Regions from separate parts of the Homo sapiens genome. Here region 1 is linked to region 2. Evidence: read pairs that join two places in POLR2A ChIA-PET (ENCODE). Cell type or tissue: GM12878. All regions are shown on one strand. Region 1 overlaps GAD1 (glutamate decarboxylase 1). Region 2 overlaps MYO3B (myosin IIIB).

The links. ChIA-PET counts read pairs that join two places held together with the same protein. Peaks named below come from ENCODE experiments on the same cell type or tissue, not always from the same donor. Only the 100,000 strongest peaks of a DNase experiment are listed, where the experiment ranks them.
Region 1: POLR2A ChIA-PET joins it to region 2 with 6 read pairs; 2 of 35 experiments call an interaction of 5 or more read pairs at or near these places.

Annotation. Positions count from the first base shown.
Region 1 is chr2:170,825,196-170,829,195 of GRCh38, forward strand. The region is part of intron 3 of GAD1 (glutamate decarboxylase 1); the gene reads left to right. Among named protein-coding and RNA genes, the nearest start is that of GAD1-AS1, 8.5 kb to the left of the region's middle. In GM12878, no CTCF peak of the experiment used is centred here; no DNase peak of the experiment used is centred here.
Region 2 is chr2:170,478,896-170,482,895 of GRCh38, forward strand. The region is part of intron 25 of MYO3B (myosin IIIB); the gene reads left to right. Among named protein-coding and RNA genes, the nearest start is that of MYO3B-AS1, 130 kb to the left of the region's middle. In GM12878, no CTCF peak of the experiment used is centred here; a DNase peak (open chromatin) is centred at 2,496.

The sequences.
Region 1 (4,000 bases), 350 kb after region 2:
AGCAGCATAGGGAGACCCCATCTCTACAAAAACTTTCAAAAAATTAGCCAGGTGTGGTGGCCACATAGCTGCAGTCCTAGCTACTCAGGAGGATGAGGCAGGAGGATCGCTTGAGCCCAGGAGTTTGAAATTACAATGAGCTATGATGGCGCCACTACACTCCAGTCTGGACAACAGCAATACAGTATGACCCTGTCTCAAAAACAAACAAACAAATGAAAAAGAGCCCCTCCGTCTATGCATATGCAATTCCATGCCATAGCTTGGTGAACAGAGAATGTGCTGGGCTTCAGCTCCCACGTGCCCTGTTGGCCATAGGTGTTTATGCCATACACAGCTCAAAGCCCCACTTGGCAACAACTGGCTGGAGCCAGGTGCTTTCTAGCTACACATACCTGTGCGCACATGCACGCACACATACACATACACACTCTCTCACTGGGCCCCATAAGCCTTTGAGTTTGGCAGCAGGGGTGAGGAACCTGCAGCAGGAGCTCCCCTCAGCTCAGAGGTGGAGTCATGATTTTTCTCCCCTTGCGGCTGGCCAGTGTGCTAGCACCCAACCAAACACAACTGCAGCTTTGCCTCTCCTCTGCTTTCCTCTTTGCCTCTAAGAATGTAGAGCTCTGTGACCAGTTACCCACAGGCTTAAACTAGGTCCTCGAAGCTGGGGTGTAGAGCAAGAGGGAGTACACTCGGCTTCATTCTCTGGGACCCCTTCTTACAGGACCCCTTGCTAGCCAGGGAAATTGTCAAGGCACTGACCTCCATGTCATCCACCACCTCTTCATCCTTGGAGAAGCAGTTCCTTCCAGGGCCTCTCAGAGCCAAGGGAGGCCTGGTTCACCTACCTTTCTGAGGATCCCAGTATTTTAGAGAACAAACACCTTCCTAAACAAAGTGAAAGACATGTGACAATATATATTATATGTTTATATTAGCAAATTAATTGTTTTAACATAAATTATAATGCAGTGTAAGTGTGCTATTCATAAAATAATTACAGGATTTAGAGAGGATTCTGATTCCTAGTACATTACTGGAAGTGCAGCCCAAGGAATGGGATGCAGGTTTAAAGCCGTGTCGTAGGGCCGGGCGCAGTGGCTCGCACCTGTAATCCCAGCACTTTGGGAGGCCGAGACAGGTGGATCACCTGAGGTCAGGAGTTTGAGACCAGCCTGACCAACATGGCGAAACCCCCATCTCTACTAAAAATACAAAAATTAGCCAGACGTGGTGGTAGGCACCTGTAATCCCAACTACTTGGGAGGCTGAGGCAAGAGAATCACTTGAACTTGGGAGCTGGAGGTTGTGGTGAGCCGAGATCATGCCACTGCACTCCAGCCTGGGTGACAGAGCAAGACTCCGTCTCAAAAAAAAAAAAAAAAAGCTGTGGCATAACGATCGTTTCTCAGCCTCATGAGCGCATCTCTGGGAGAGCCTGTGTCAAAACCTCAAGCCGAGTTTCTGCTTCCTGCAGCTGCCCAGAGGGAAGGGGCTTCAAGGTGGGGAGACTCAGGGAGTGAGTCAGAAGCCTAAGCAGGCGTCGGGGACAACAGAGTGGAGGTTCAGCTGGGCAGGACCTCACTACATGAGGCCACATGGGTTTGGTCTTTCAAGTCTGGCAAATTCCACAGCTCAATGTTCTGGGATGAGAGGAGCAGTCTCAGAGTTCAGGTGCCATCTGATCCTGCATCCCTCTGGCAAATGAGTGCTGGCTCCTGGCTCTGGACTTTGAGGATTTGGAGGAGGAATTCAGGAAGTAGGCAAAGAGATATGGAAAAGGATACAATCCCATCTTTATACCCAAGTGTGGAGCTCTATTATAGTGTATTTCCCCCCTTCTCATGTCCTTTGGGCTTTAGTGATAAATGTAAAAGGTGCTGGGAGCAACAAAAAGCTTGGTGGCTCTGCTTTCCCCTTCTTCCCTCCAGAAATAGCCCCTGGCTCCCTTGTGTGGGAGGATTCTAATCACCGCAGCCCTCCCATGCATCCCCCCTTCTCCCACCCATCACAGTTGAATTGTAGTCCTGGGAAGCAAAGCTGAATTCTCCAGATTAACTTGCCTTTTTGCACCTCTTGGGACTTTCTTCCAAGTCTGCCTTGTGACACGTGTGACTCCGCAAGTTTCTTGGTATTTACAGAAACAGCTTTGGGGTCACCAAGAAGCTTAGAACCTTTTTCCTCTTTTCAGTGTGCTGCATTTTGGGCTAAGACTGAGGCTGAATTGAAGGAGGAGAAGCCAAAGGAAAGAGCAGACGTGCGGGCCAGGAGCCCCACAGGGGATGGTGGAGATGTGGAGGGAGTGTGCTCCACGCTGGCAGGTTCTCCTGCCCTTTTGGCTTAACCCTCTTTCCCCGTTTGCTGCCGGAGTTTGTCCTGCTCACCTTGGGCAGGAGAACTTTCCACTCACTCCGAGGGGCAGAGGTGAGGCACTGAGAATCCCGCCCTGGGCTCAGATCCCTCCTGTCATCTCTGTGGAGTTCTTGGATGACTAGTTTTATTCCAGCATTTGTCACCATCTGCCAGGCTTGTAGGCTCCTGGAGGGCAGGGGATCTGTCCCACTAGCTTTATCAGTCCCCAATCCTAGATGCTTAGCAAAGTGTTTTTGTACAACAGGTGCTCAATAAGTACTTATAGAATTAAATGGCAACACAGAAGATTGAAGCTTTTTTTTGTCTCACAGTACCTTCATTCAAGGAGAGGGGGTGGTGCAAGAAAAGCTGCATTCAGGTTTGCATTCAGAAAAATACCACTTACGTTCAACCCTGTGAGCATTACCTGGTGCTGGAGGAAAGTGTCTGCCCGAATCCTCTGTGTTGGACCTCACTACTTCTCCTTCTGCCATCCTCACCCCTCCTCCTTCTGCTGTCCTCCCTCTGCTGTCCTCACCCCTCCTCCTTCTGCTGTCCTCCCTCTGCTGTCCTCACCCTCCTCCCTCTGCTGTCCTCACCCTCCTCCCTCTGCTGTCCTCGCCCTCCTCTCTCTGCTGTCCTCACCTCTCCTCTCTCTGCTATCCTCACCCCTCCTCTTTCTGCTGTCCTCACCCCTCCTCTCTCTGCTGTCCTCACCCCTCCCCTTCCCTCTGCTGTCCTCACCCTCCTCCCTCTGCTGTCCTCACCCTCTTCCCTCTGCTGTCATCTTCCTCCCTCTGCTGTCCTCATCCCCTTCCCTCTGCTGTCCTCACCCTCCTCCCTCTGCTGTCCCCACCCTCCTCCCTCTGCTGTCCTCACCCCTCCTCTTCCCTCCGCGGTCCTCGCTGTCCTCCCTCTGCTGTCCTTGATCTCCTCCCTCTGCTGTCCTTGATCTCCTCCCTCTGCTGTCCTTGCTCTCCTCCCTCTGCTGTCCTCACCCTCCTACCTCTGCTGTCCTCACCGTCCTCCTCTGCTGTCCTCACCCCTCCTCTTCCCTCTGTTGTCCTTGCCCTCCTCCCTCTGCTGTCCTCACCCTCCTCCCTCTGCTGTCCTCACCCTCCTCCCCTGTTGTCCTCACCCTCCTCCTCTGTTGTCCACACCCTTCTCCCTCTGCTGTCCTCACCCTCCTCCCTCTGCTGTCCTCGCCCTCCTACCTCTGCTGTCCTCACCCTCCTCCCTCTGCTGTCCTCACCCCTCCTCTTCCCTCTGCCGTCCTCACCTCTCCTCCCTCTGCTGTCCTCGCCTTCCTCCCTCTGCGGTCCTTGCTCTCCTCCCTCTGTGGTCCTCACTCTCCTTCCTCTGCTGTCCTCACCCCTCCTCATCTCTCTGCTGTCCTCACCTCTCCTCCCTCTGCTATCCTCATCTTCCTCCCTCAGCTGTCCTCACCTCTCCTCCTCCCTCTGCTGTCCTCACCCTCCTCCCTCAGCTGTCCTCACCTCTCCTCCTACCTCTGCTGTTCTCTCCCCTCCTCCTTCTGCTTATACAGCCCATAAACAGTGCTGGCAGCATCTTCTCTGATTGTGTCTCCTCCTTTAAAGCCCTATCCTGGGGCTGGTCACTGGAGTGGAAGCTGTCCAACTTACTT
Region 2 (4,000 bases):
ACACACACACACACACACACACACACACACTAAACCTATATATATATAATAGGTGTTATTATATATGTATATATATTTTAAAAACCTATATACAAATATATATTATGGCTGAGCATGGTGGCTCATTCCTGTAATCCCAACACTTTGGGAGGCCGAGGCGGGTGGATCACCTGAAGTCAGGAGTTCAAGACTAGCCTGGCCAACATGGTAAAACCCTGTCTCTACTAAAACTACGAAAATTAGCTGGGCATGGTGGCACATGCCTGTAATCTCAGCTACTCGGGAGGCTGAGGCAGGAGAATTGCTTGAACCCGGGAAGCGGAGGTTGCAGTGAGCCAAGATCATGCCACTGCACTCCAGCCTGGGCAACAGAGTGAGACTCTGTCTCAAAAAAATAAAAAATAAATAAAAAATTAAAATATAAATATTATATGTATGTGTGTATGTATATAAAACCTATATATTTATATATAAAAATAATATATAGAATATAATTATATTATATATCTATTATATAGATGTGTGTATATGTATTTAAAATATATAAAATATAGATTTTATATATATACACACACATATATTTTAAAAACCTATATATAAATATATGTTTTATATATATACATCTATATAATAGAGGTGTATTTTATATATATTTTATATAAATGTATGTTTTATATATACATACATCTATATAATAAAGGTGTATTTTATATCTATTATATATAAATATATAGGTTTTATATATACATATATATAACAGATGTTACATATACACTACATATATAAACATATAGGTATTATATATACACATATATAACACCTATTATATATAGGTTTAATATATATACCCACATATGTGTATATGTTGTAACTGAATGTTAACTTTGTAATAAGAACTAAATATATTAGTATACATATACACATATATAGGTTTAATATATACGTATATATGCATATATAGGTGTATATGTGTGTATATATATGCACACATATTTATAGGTTTAACATATTTTATAGGTTTAATATGTGTGTATATATATTAAACCTATAAAACCATATATGTGTATATATGTATATGTATATATATTAAACCTATATATATGTGTGTATGTATATATATTAAACCTATATATATGTGTGTGTGTGTATATATATATATATATAAAATAACACCACACACATATATTTGTTTATTTATAGACAGAGAGGTTTTCAGCATGGTTCCTGGCTCATAACTCCCATAACCCTTATTACAGTCTTTTGTTTATAATGTTTGGTGTGTCAGGCCTCAGGAAACAGAATCCTTCTGCCCTCCTTTCACGGGCCCCAAGGCAAGACTTTAATCTTCCCCTTTCTGATTGTGGGTCATAAGACCCTCCCCAGAGAGGGTCCCATCATATATCACAGGGGGAGGAATGCTGAAGTCATGAAGCTTCAGTGATAACCCAAGAGGTTTGGATTCTGGATAGTTGAACACATGGAGGTTCCTGGAGGGTGGCACACCCAAGCAAGGCATGGAAGCTCTGCACCCTTTCCCCGGTAACTTGCCCTACTCATCTCTTCATCTGTATCCTTTGCAGTATCCTTTATAATGAACTGGTAAAAGTAAGTGTTTCCCTGAGTTCTAAGAGCTGCTCCAGCAAATTAATTGAACTCAAAGAGGGTGTCATGGGAACCCCAACTTGAAGCTGGTCAGTGAGAAGTTTCAAAGGCCCAGACTTGTGACTGGCATTGCGGGGTGGGGAGTGGTTAGTCTTGGGGACTGAGCCCTCAACCAGTGGGATCTGACACTATCTCCAGGTGGACAATGTCCAAATTGATTTGAAGGATGCCCAGTTGGTATCTGCTGCAGAATTAACTGCTTGCTTGTGGTGGGGAAAAACTCACACACATTTGGTCATAGAAGTCTTAGTGTTGATGATTGTTGTAGTGGTGTGAGAGCAAAGGAAAAACATCATTTGAGAGTTTTTCCCACAACAGTGTGTTTGCAGTTTTAAGCCTACAACACATCCTTTAACTCTCGCAAAGTGAACTGAATATCATCAGTTAACATTGTGAAAAGTTCACCTATGAGGACATGGTCCACCATATTCCCTTATTAAGCCCTAAGGTTAGTGCCTACTCACAGGATAGCGTTTAGAGAAATCAGCAGCACAGAAGAACCCAGACATCTCGAGAAAGGCTGAATGTCAAACTTCAATTTTCAATGAGTAAAAGCTTCTGCTTTTTTCTCTGGGTAGACAACAGTGAATAAGGAATAAGAAAACACAAATCCTCCAGGACATCATTAGACTTCTTTTCTTTTCACCTGTAGCTACATAGATGAGAGTCTGATATAAACAGATCTTAATGTGTCATCCAGGTAAGCTAGTACATCTGCAGCAAAGTGAACAGCATCCTCAATACCCTGGAAATTGCTGGGTGCAGTGGCTCGCGCCTGTAACCCCAGGAGGCCAAGGTGGGTGGATCACTTGAGCCCAGTCATTCGAGACCTGCCTTGGCAACTTGGCAAAACCCTAAAATACAAAAATGAGCAGAGTGTGGTCTGGCACATGCCTGTGGTCCTAGCTACTTGGTAGCTGAGGTGAGAGGATCGCTTGAGCCTCAGAGGTCAAGGCTGCAGTGAGCTGTGATTGTGCCACTGCACTCCAGCCTGGGTGACAGAGTGAGATGTTTCAAAAAAAAATTTAAAAATTTTTAAAAAGTAAAGAAGAATATTCCATGAAAATTAACTTACATGGTGTAAGGAACCTGTTAAGACATAATTAGGGAGGATGACAGCTTCAACATTGTGAGTAAAATATATTTCATGCTTGTATGAAGTCTCCACATCTACCTTCTAGGGGCAGGAGTGGCATGGTGGCTTCTCTGGGAGGGTCTTTAACATTGCTCTCCTTGCATACTATCGTTTCCATCAGCTTTTCTTTGTTTAGTTGAGAGGGTGAGTTGCTACCTGCTTCCCAACTGTGTGTGTTGGTGCCTTTTAGGTAGTTTATGTATTAGAGTATTAGGGAGGTGAAACTTTGAATGACTTCTTTTCTCTCTTAATCCTTACATTACGAATGTTATAACCTTGGTGATATGGTTTGGCTGTGTCCTCACCCAAGTCTCATCTTGAATTCCCATGTGTTGTGGGAGGAATGCAATGGGAGGTAATTGAATCATGGGGGCACATCTTTCCCTTGTTGTTGTAGTGATAGTGAATAAGTCTCAGGAGATCTGATGGTTTTAAAAAGGGGAGTTTTCCTGCACAAGTTCTCTCTCTTTTTTTTTTTTTTGAGACAGGGTCTCACTCTGTCACCCAGGCTGGAGTGCAGCGGAGCAATCTCTGCTCACTGCAACCTCTCCCTCCAGATTCAAGTGATTCTCCTGCCTCAGCCTCTCGAGTAGCTGGGATTACAGGTGCGCACCACCATGCCTAACTAATTTTTGTGTTTTTAGTAGAGACGGGGTTTCACCATGTTGGCCAGGCTGGTCTTGAACTCCTGACTTCAGGTGATCTGCCTGCCTTGGCCTCCCAGAGTGCTGGGATTACAGGCATGAGCCACAGTGCCCGGCCCAAGCTCTCTCTTTGCCTGCCGCCATCCACGTAAAATGTGACTTGCTCCTCCTTGCCTTCTGCCATGATTCTGAGGCCTCCCCAGCCATGTGGAACTGTAAGTTCAATTAAACCTCTTTCTTTTGTAAATTGCCCAGTCTCAGGTATGTCTTTATCAGCAATGTGAAAACAAACTAATACACTTGGTTAGTGCAGTAAACAAAAAACTTTCTTAAAATGCCTTTTACAATATCACTGAAAGACTCTAAGAGATGGCTTGATCCAACTTTCTCATTTACAGATCTGTATTTACAGATCTTATTTACAGAGTCTGAGGCAATAGAGGTAAAATCACTTCCCCAAGGTATCTCTAGGAATAGGCAATATCAGTCTTTCCAGAATATTATAGGCTAAAGAGAACTTCTGTGACCACCTCTACTTATTCTTATGGGGCAGGATGGG